Linked DNA regions of Homo sapiens: region 2 is linked to region 1. A link is an interaction called in ENCODE POLR2A ChIA-PET data of the cell type or tissue named here. Cell type or tissue: MCF 10A. All regions are shown on one strand. Each heading gives the region's core, and the rest is flanking DNA. Links, peaks and the distances in the headings are about the cores only.

The links. Peaks named below come from ENCODE experiments on the same cell type or tissue, not always from the same donor. Only the 100,000 strongest peaks of a DNase experiment are listed, where the experiment ranks them.
Region 2: POLR2A ChIA-PET joins it to region 1 with 11 read pairs; 9 of 35 experiments call an interaction of 5 or more read pairs at or near these places.

Annotation. Positions count from the first base shown.
Region 1 is chr20:34,388,073-34,393,453 of GRCh38, forward strand. All of the region lies in intron 2 of ITCH (itchy E3 ubiquitin protein ligase), which reads left to right. Among named protein-coding and RNA genes, the nearest start is that of ITCH, 27 kb to the left of the region's middle. In MCF 10A, for the core only: no CTCF peak of the experiment used is centred there; a DNase peak (open chromatin) is centred at 2,889.
Region 2 is chr20:34,333,053-34,338,433 of GRCh38, forward strand. No RefSeq gene overlaps it. Among named protein-coding and RNA genes, the nearest start is that of ITCH, 28 kb to the right of the region's middle. RefSeq lists enhancers at 5,208-5,317, 5,368-5,381. In MCF 10A, for the core only: no CTCF peak of the experiment used is centred there; a DNase peak (open chromatin) is centred at 2,779.

The DNA of each region.
Region 1 (5,381 bases), core at 120-5,119:
GATTGCATACTGCTGTACTTGTGAAGGCTTTTTTTTTTTTTTTGAGACACGGTCTCACTGTGTTGCCCAGGCTGGAATGCAGAGGTGCAGTCACGGTTCACTGCTGCCTCAACTTCCTGAGTTCAAGCGGTCCTCCCAGTTTGGCCTCCCATGTAGCTGGGACTATAGGCATGCACCACTGCATCTGGCTAATTTTTAAATTTTTTGTAGAGATGGGAGTCTCACTGTATTGCCCAGGCTGGTCTTCTGAAGGCTTTTAGTTTGTTTGTTTGCTTGTTTGTTTTTAAATCTTGTTTGCTTGCTTTTCTTTTCTTTCTTTTCTTTTTTTTTGAGATGAGGTCTTGCTCTGTCGCCCAAGATGGATTGCAGTGGCCTTATCACAGCTCACTGCAGCCTCTACCTGCTGGTCTCTGGCGATCTTTGTGCCTCAGCCTCCCCGTTAACTGGGACAACAGGCACATACCACCACATCCAGCTAATTTATTTTTATTTTCTGTAGAGACAGGATTTTGCTCTCACATATCTGTCCAACCAATAAACAAAAAAGTTATGATACTCAGGGCAAAGTTTTCTCTAACTCCTCAAAAGGACTTGAATTTAGGACATCTTTCTTACTGAGACATACAAAGGCTTAAAAGTATGTATTACAATCCAAAACACTCACCACTGTCTAACATTTCTCCTCCAAATGAGAGCACTAATAGCCTATTCAAAAGAGTCTCTAATTATGAATGTGAAGTTACAAAGAATGTTTTTTTGTTCTTAGGTCTATGAAGATAACACAAAGGCAACAAGTGAAAACACAATGCATAAAGTTTCACTTTAGTCCCCTTATAACAGAAAACAAGAGATGAAGATAAGAGCACTTTTGCTGTCCTAGAACTTAAAATGAAAATCTAAGAGAGACCCATAATATAAATACAATCATCCCTTGGTATATGTGGGGATTGCTTCTAGGACCACCACATATAACCACGTCAGTGCATGCTCTGAAGTACGCCCTGTGGAACCTGCGTATGTGAAAAGTCCTTCCCATAGACTTGGGTTTCACATCCCATGAGTACTGTATTTTCAATTGGTGTTTTTTATTTTTATTTTTTATTATTTTTTAAAAAATTTTAATTAAATAGAAATGAAGTCTCACTATGTTGCCCACACTGCTTTCAACCTTCTGGGCTCAAGCAACCCTCCCTGCTCAGCCTTCCAAAGTACTGGGATTACGGACGTGAGCCACTGCTCCTGGCCTCAATCTGTGTGTGGTTGAAAAAAGGCTGCATATAAGTGGATCTGTGCAGTTCAAACCAGTTGTTGGACAAGAGCCAACTGTAATTAGAATTATAAAAATTGATGCCATGCTCTCTGTGTGAGTAACAATGCAGTAAGAATATGCAGATTTTAGTCACTAATTTTGACTTCCTGGGAAAGGAACTGCAGACTAGATGCTACAAAAGAGAAACACTTGAGGGTGAAAAAGATTAACTGTAAGAAAATGGGAAAGAGACTAAGAAATCCAGTTTCTTAGAAAAACATATTCAGTAGAAACTTAGGAACAGAAGTGATGTCTTGGTTGGCCATGAGATAGTAGATCCCTACAACCACTAGAAAGTGTCCATTAGGGACATTATCCCTTTAGGGTAATGTGCAGGTGGTCATGTTTCAGACTTTATTACTCAAAGTCATGACCACTGGGGAGGTTAGATAAGCATCTTTTTAAGGGGTTATCTATGTTACAGGCATTGTTTAAAGACTCTGCTGAAGAACACCTTGGTATGCAGGAATCAAACATTGGTCAGGGCCAGGCACTTTGGGAGGCCAAGGTGGGTGGATCATTTGAGGTCAGGAGTTTGAGACCAGCCTGGCCAGCATGATGAAACCCCATCTCTACTAAAAATACAAAAATTAGCTAGGTGTGGTTGTGGGTGCCTGTAGTCCCAGCTACTGGGGAGGCTAAGGCAGGAGAGTCGCTTGAACCTGGGAAGTGGAGGTTGCAGTGAGCTAAGACTGTGCCACTGCACTCAGCCAGGGCAACAGAGTGAGACTCTGTCTCAAAAAAAAAAAGAAAAAAATTGGTTAGCATGATGGTTTCACTTCAAGATGGCATCACTCTTGCATGCAACAGGCAGTTTTCCTACAACTGTCTTTAATTCTGCAGATACTCTGTCAGTCTTTAAAATGAAACTATAAATTATAGATTATCTACATTTATGGATGAAGAAAGTGTGGCTTAGAGAAATTCAGTAATTTGCTCAAGTTCACAGAGTAACAGTTCAGGAATGTTGATCTAGATCTGTCTGACTTCACAGTTGGCATACATAATTACCATGCTATAATGTCTTCTGTAATACATGGTATAGAATTGACAAGAATAATCTTTTTTTTTTTTTTTTTTTTTTTTTGAGATGAAGTCTAGCTCTATTGCCCAGGCTGGAGTGCAATGGCACGATGTTGGTTCACTGCAATCTCAGCCTTCCAGGTTCAACGATCCTCCCGCCTCAGCCTCCCAAGTAGCTGGGATTACAAGCGTGTACCACCATACCTGGCTAATGTTTGTATTTTTAGTAGAGACGAGGTTTCACTATGTTGGCCAGGCTGGTCTCGAACTCCTGACCTCAGGTGATCCACCTACCTTAGCCTCCCAAAGTGCTGGGATTACAGGCTTGAGCCACTGTGCCCAGCCTAGATTTAATCTTTTTTTTTTCTTTTTTGAGATGGAGTTTTGCTCCTGTTGCCCAGGCTGGAGTGCAATGGCGCAATCTTGGCTTACTGCCTCCCGGGTTCAAGCGATTCTCCTGCCTCAGACTTCCGAGTAGCTGGAATTACAAGCATCCACCACCACGCCCAGCTAATTTTTTGTATTTTTAATACAGACGGGGTTTCAACGTGTTGGCCAGGCTGGTGTTGAACTCCTGACCTCAGGTGATTCACCCGTCTTGGCCTCCCAGAGTGCTGGGATTACAGGAGTGAGTCACCACGCCCGGCCTAGATTTAATCATTTTAACCATGTATGCAGTTGTAAATAATAGAACTAAGAATCTGGCGCTCAGGGGAGAGGATGGGACTTGAAGTGTGGATTATCTATTTTTTTCTACTCTGTTTTATGCTGTTTTTAAAATTGTACAAGTCAACAGTGATACATGTCCTATTTTTAGAACTTCAAACAATACATACAAAACTACAGTTCCCTATGACCACGTACTTGAGTACACAGGTGCCCTCCTCCTGAATGGAATGTATACTTTTTCTGCGTTTATTTACAAGTATTTGTACCCATAGGAATATATAGTGTTTTAGTTTGCAAAAATAATATCATACTGTACATACTGATGGGGTGATCATTTTGTGATCTACCCCACCCCAACTCATGCATGTTGTTCTGCAGCTTTAAAGATGTTCTTGGGATCTCTCAATTTCAGTCATTAATAAGTTACTTATTTTGATACCTGCATAGTAATCTGTTCTGTGGTATGAATATGTGATTTAATATATGAATATGCCAATTGATAATATACATTATTTCTAATTTTTTTGATATTATACAAATAGTGATTTTTATTCTTTTCAAGAATTTAAAATGCTTGGTGAATTTTAGTTATGTAAAACTAGTATGTATATGTACATAAATTATTGAAATTACTAGGATGTTTTTGGCAGAGCACCTCACAATTCTACCATAATGATTCTCTGTAATTATCTGGAGAGTCATTGTTCTTAAAAATGTTTGCAGTCTGTGCTTTCATTAATCTTTTCTACATGAAGTTAATTTTAGTTTTTAAAATATACTTAATTTTTGTAGAGATTTAAAATTTTTTGCAACTTTGTAATTAATGTTAATTTATATTTAGAATAATTTATACTGTACTATTAGGGCATTTTCTTGCAATAAATTATTAGTGGAGATGAGCGACTGTTGATGGAGATGAGTACCTTTATCATGCAGAATATCAGCAGCCAGATATTGGACTTTTCTCACTGCCCCTTAATTTACTTTTTTAAATATTGTCGTTCTATGGCAATCAGGCTTTTGGATATTGAGGAGGAAGTAATAACTACATAATGTGATAATGATGTCTTTGAGGACCCTTGTCCATAACAAGCCATTTGAATCAGAATAATATCTTGTGCAATATGGTGTTAAGGCTTTTAGGTTACATCTCATTTCTGAATGTATTCTGGATGACTTCTATTGACTTTATGATGTTTACCTTTCATATTTAAAATAAGAGGGTTCTTTTAGCAGATTTTGGTTATAAAACATCTGAAATAGTGTAATTTAAATAAACAAGGTAAAGGAAAAAAATATATGTATTATGCCAAGAAAATGAGCTAGTCCTTATGGTTGAGACGAAATTTTAGCTTTGAGCATTTTTGTATGTAAGCACAGAATGAAGTAGGTTGGATTTTATAGGGTTCATCTCAGTAGGAATTATTGTTCTATTTCATTTTTGCAGAATTGAGAAGCCATCATAATTGTTTTATATTTAAACTTTTAAACAGAAACCTAAATTTGCATAAAAACTCAAGACAGCGTTTACAGTTTCAAGGCATTTTGTTTGCCTTATTGTATTTGTGTACTTCTTCCATAGTGCCTGGCAAACAGTAAGTGCCAAGTACATTTAGTTTGATTTTATTTTTTATTGTATCTTATTTCTTCTTTTTTGAGGTAGGGTCTTCCTCTGTTGCCCAGGCTGGAGTACAGTGGTGTGATCATAGCTCACTGCAGACTTGACCTCCTGGTTGGGGAGTGGTGGTGTGCACCAGTGGTCCCAGCTACTCAGGAGGCTGAAGCAGAAGGACCCCCCCAGCCCGGGAGGCGCTCCAGAACACCCCAGCTTGGGTGACAGAGTGAGAATCTTTCTCAAAAAATAAATAAGTAAATAAAGTTGCTTGGGACATGTTATATAGATGCTATTTAAAGCTATCTGGATAGGTAATATCCTCCAGTTTATAATCATCTGTACCCCATTGCGTGATGGGGTGATCATTTTGTGATCCACCCCACCCCAACTCATGCATGCTAACAGTTATGTATGCCTTTTCTCCAATTTATCTGCCTGCGTTTTGTCAGACGATTTTCAGCGAACCTTCACTGGGCAAAGGGGAAGTCTTCTTTTGGCCCCTGTATTACTAACAAGCATTGACTTCTAAATGGGTAATTTGGTCAGGTGTGGTGGCTCACGCTGTAATCCAGCACTTTGGGAAGTCAGGGTGGGAGGATCACTTGAGCCCAGGAGTTTGAAACCAGCCTGGGCAATATAGTGAGATCCTGTCTCTACCAAAAATTAAAAAAATTAGGCGAGCATGGTGGCACCCACTTATAGTCTTACCTACTGGGGACTGGGTAATATCCTCAAGGGAATGAGTGTAGATAGAATAGGGAACCA
Region 2 (5,381 bases), core at 76-5,075, 55 kb before region 1:
CCAGGTGTGGCACACACCTGTAGTCCCAGCTACTTGGGAGGCTTGGGAGGCTGAGATGGGAGGATTGCTTGAGCCCTGGTTAAGTTGAGGCTTCAGTGAGCTGAGATTGTGCTACTGTACTCCAGCATGGGTGACAGAGCAAGACCCAGTCTAAAAAAAAAAAAAAAAAAATAGAATTGGCAGAAAAGCCAAAAGAGAAATGTTGCTTTTTTTCCCCTGGACTCTGGTCACTAACTACCTATGTGATCTTGAGCAGACTGTAGCACTTCTGTGCCTCAGGCTCCCCATCTGTAAAATAGGGACACATTCGTAGTTACTTGATAAATGGTTGTAAGGATTAAGTGAGTTAACATACATAAAACATGATAAAACATGAATAGTAGTGCCTGCTACAATGTTGGAATTAAATTTGTTTTCATTCTTCTGTGACTTTTCATGGTACTAATGGTACTAAATAATCTCTGTCTTGCTGGGCATGGTGGCTCACACCTGTAATCCCAGCACTTTGGGAGGCCGAGGTGGGTGGATCACCTGAGGTCAGGAGTTCAAGACCAGCCTGACCAACATGGAGAAACCCCGTCTCTACTAACAATACAAAATTAGCCGAGGTGGTGGCACATGCCTGTAATCCTAGCTACTCAGGAGGCTGAGGCAGGAGAATCGCTTGAACCCAGGAGGCAGAGGTTTCAGTGAGCCGAGATCGCACCATTGCACTCCAGCCTGGGCAAAAAGAGTGAAACTCTATCTCAAAAATAATAATAATAATAATAATCTCTGTCTTGATCAGAAGTTGGGGAGAGTCTCCCCTCACCATTCCTTCAGGGTCTTATGCGGAGGAAAAGCTGTTAAAAAAAAAGTGTAAAGGTCAAAAGTAATAAGGAAATCATGCCCTCTGCAGGGAAGCAGCCACCATACCCAGCCCACACGGAACGTGGCTGTGGCTGAGCAGTGCCCCCAGCTCCTGGGTGGGCCTCTCCTCCCTTCTAAGAGTTTCTGTAAAAAGATTTTTGAGTTAAAAAAAAAAGTGCAAAGGATTATATTGGAGACAGAGGGTTAAGACAATGACGCTAGGATAAAGACAAGCCTGTGGGTGGTGGAAAAGACTGGGTTGTGGGGTTGAGGGGGGTCCAAGATCCAGTAGGCCTAGAATCCAAGAACAGAAGCTAATTATCCTAGTTCATCAAATTTAAGATCCATCATTGTAATATACACCACTATTTTATGTTCTTTTTTTTTGAGACAGAGTCTTGCTCTGTTGCCAGGCTGGAGTGCAGTGGTGGCGCGATCTCGGCTCACTGCAACCTCTGCCTCCCGAGCTCAAGTGATTCTCCTGCCTCAGCCTCCCGAGTAGAGTAGCTGGGACTACAGGCATGCGCTACCATGCCCAGCTAATTTTTGTATTTTTAGTAGAGACGGGGTTTCACCATGTTGGCCAGGCAGGTCTCAAACTCCTGACCTCGTGATCTGCCCACCTCGGCCTCCCAAAGTGCTGGTGGCACAGGCATGAGCCACCACCCCCGGCCTATGTACTTTTTAAATGCTGCAATTAGCTTATTATGTCATTAACTGTTACATGCATTCCAATTTCAAAGATATTAAAAGGTAAACAAATGTGCATCATAGAATCATTAAAATATGAGTCCCTAAGCACTGAAATTGGAAACAATGCCCTTGCCCCAATTTTTTAAAATGTCCCTGAACTGTAAAATAAATAAACATAAGGGGATTTCCCCAAGATGATTACTTTTAAGTTTTATGAGGGAAAATGGTAAATGTCAAATTCTGTCCCTAAACCATATCTCATCTCTTTTGTTCCTCTGTAAGGGCTGAATCAGCCTGTTGGGTGACCCAGGCCTGCCCTGGGGGAGGGAGGAAATCCACACAACTGAGTCCTTTGAGCCTCTCCCCTGCCCTGAGTTCAGTAGCAGCTGGAAAGGGGCCCAGCTTTATGGGGGAACAATGGTGCCAGCCAGCTTCGGGTGAAACAAGGCTGAACAGCCTGGCTGGGTCTGGCCTGGGTCCAGAAGAGTGCCCCTTGCACCTGAGGGGTCCGCTCCCCTTCAGCAAAGGACAGATGAAGCCAGGGAAAGTGGAGAAAGAACTCCCTGGGCTTTCTCCGTGAACAGCTCTCTACGTAGAATCCCAGAATCACCCAGCCAGAGGACCTCAGTGTCCATGGAATCAAACTGCTCCATTGTACAGATGGGAAAACAAAGGCCCCAAAGGGGGCTGGAGCTTGCCTAAGGTCCTTCAGTAAGTCAGTGGCAAAGCTGGAGCCACAGTCAGGTTCCCTTTAATTCAGCATGTCTACCATTAAGTGCAAGTCTGTGCGATCTTTTGCTGTTTTTTGTTGTTTGTTTGTTTCTGTCTTTTAAAAATGCCCAAATTGGCTGGGCGCAGTGGCTCACGCCTATAATCCCAGCACTTTGGGAGGCCAAGGTGGGTGGATCATTTGAGGTCAGGAGTTTGAGACCAGGCTGGCCAACATAGTGAAACCCTGTCTCTACTAAAAATACAAAAATTAGCCAGCGTGGTGGTACATGCCTATAATCCCAGCTACTCGGGAGGCTGAGGCAGGAGAATCGCTTGAACCTGGGAGGCAGAGGTTGCAGTGAGCTAAGATCACGCCACTGCGCTCCAGCCTGCGTGACAGAGAGAGACTCCTACTCAAAAAAAAAAAAGAAAGAAAATGTCAAATTATGTTGCTTGTACAAAATGTCTGTCTGACACATCAGATAGTGTCTGACTCACCTGCCCATTGGAATGAGAAGCTCAGGATCTCAAGCATGAATGCCTCCAGGATAGAGGAGACCTGTGGGTACATGCCTGCCCCTACTCCTTCAAACTAATATTTACTGTGACATAGTAACTTCCTGGCTTCAAAGCTCACCTCTAACGCTTCCCATGTATGTGACCTTGGGCAAATTACTTATCATCGTGGTAGTGGCCTCCAAGATGGCCCTCAATGATTCTCTCTTCCTACATAACCACCAGGCTACTGCAGAAACAGGTGTGACTTCTGAGGCCAGGTCAGAAAAGACAATGCAAGGCTGGGCACAGTGTCTCATGCCTGTAATCCTAGCACTTTGGGAGGCTAAGGTGGGAGGATCACTGGAGTCCAGGAGATTGAGATCAGCCCAGGCAACATAGCCATAAAACGAGACCTCACCTCTACTAAAAAGAGAAAAGAAAATTAGCACCTGTGGTCTCAACCTACTTGGGAGGCTGAGGTGAGAGAATCGCCTGAGCCCAGGAAGTCAAGGTTGCAGTGAGCTGAGATGACACCACTGCATTCCAGCCTGGGCAATAGAGCAAGAACCTGTCTCAAAAAATAAAAACAGCCAGGCGCAGTGGCTCATGCCTGCAATCCCAGCACTTTGGGAGGCCAAGGCAGGCAGATCACGAGGTCAGGAGTTCGAGACCACCCTGACCAACATGGTGAAACCCCGTCTCTATTAAAAATACAAAAATTAACCGGGGGTGGTGGCACGTGCCTGTAACCCCAGCTACTCAGGAGGCTGAGGCAGGAGAATTGCTTGAACTTGGGAGGCAGAGATTGTAGTGAGCCAAGATCGCACCATTGCACTCCAGCCTGGGCAACAGAGCGAGACTCCGTCTCAAAAACAAAACCAAACAAAAAAACAAAGAGACTGCAGCTTCCATCTTGCTCTCTTGGATCACTTGCCCTAAGGGAACTTAGCTGCTATGTTATAAGCACACTCAATGTTATATGCTATGTTATAAGCACAGCCCAATGCAGGGACACACACAGCAAGAAGTAACTGAGACTGCTTGCCAACAGCCAACTGCTTTGCCAGCCGTGTGCACGGGCCCGCTTGAAACTGTATCCTCCAACCCCAGTCCAGCTTCCAGATGACTGCAGCCCTGGTCAACATCTTGAAACTTATGAGATGTTTCTGGTGAGAATCACTCAACTAATCAGCTCCTGAATTCCTTGCCTATAGAAAATACCTGAGGTAATAAATGTTTATTGCTGTTTTAAGCTTTGTAGTTTTGGGGTAATTCCTGACACAGCCACAGACAATGAATACAATCACACTTTGCCTCCTTTTCCTTAAAATGAGGATGATGGGAGGACTTGCTTTATATAATCATGAGGATTCCATATGATACATGAAAAGAATCTGGCTAAGCTGGGTGCAGTGGCTCACGCCTGTAATCCCAACACTTTGGTAGCCCAAGGTAGGTGGATCGCTTCAGCCCAGGAGTTTGAGACCAGCCTGGGCAACACAGTGAAACCCCGTCTCTACAAAAAATACAAAAATTAGCTGGGCATGGTGATGTGCGCCTATAGTCCCAGCTACTCGGGAGGCTGAGGTGGGAGGATCGCTTGAGCCTGGGAAGTTGAGGCTACAGTGAGCTGTGATTGTACCACTGCACTCCAGCCTAGGCCACAGAACAAGACCCTGTCTCAAAAAATAAATAAACCAATAAATAAAAATAAGAAGAGTCTGGCTCATAGCAAATGCACAGCAGATAGGAACCAATATTGCTGTATTATTATATGGTCTCCACTAATCAAGAGGAGAGGTTGAGAGCTATATGAGGAAGGGCCAAAAGGAAAGATGAAGTAGCAACCCCCAGTCTCTTCATTTTCCTGGCAATTCAGCTCTGACTACATTTTCATAGAACCTCCTAAGACAGAAGCCCCATGGGGAAACTTGATCTCCCTAGAAGGCAGTGTAGGGACTATTTATCACTCTGCAAGCATTCCCCTTCGGGTGCTCAGTCTTCATCATCCCCACCACTAGAACTTATCAACTAATTTCTTGCTTATCTACTAGGAGTCCCCAGTCAACAGAATTGACTCCATCTCAGCACTTTCCAGGGACATTCCCAACCTCTGGAAGCTATCCAACAAAGGCTTCCTTTGCTCCTTAATTTATCTCTGAGAAGCAGGTTTAAATTTTAGCTCTGCTGGGTTGGGCACAGTGGCTCACACCTGTAATCCCAGTGCTTTGGGGAGGATGAGGCAGGCAGATCACTTGAGGTCAGGAGTTCAAGACCAGCCTGGCCAACATGGGGAAACCCCGTCTCTACCAAAAATTAGCTGGTCCTGTGATACACTAGCCTGTAGTCCCAGTTACTCAGGAGGCTGAGGTTAGAGGATCACGTGACCCCGGGAGGTGGAGATTGCAGTGAGCTGTGATGGCGCCGCTGTTCCCTAGCATGGGTAACAGAGTGAGACCCTATCTCAAAAAAAAAGACCTAAACAAAAATTTTAGCTCTGCTACCGATTTGTCCTTTGTCAAGTTACTCAACCCCTTGAGCCTCATCTCCTCGTCTGCCAAGCAGAAATAGCGAATATTTGCTTCCGGGTTGTTGGGGGAAGAAAATGAAGCAAGACAGCAAGGTATGAA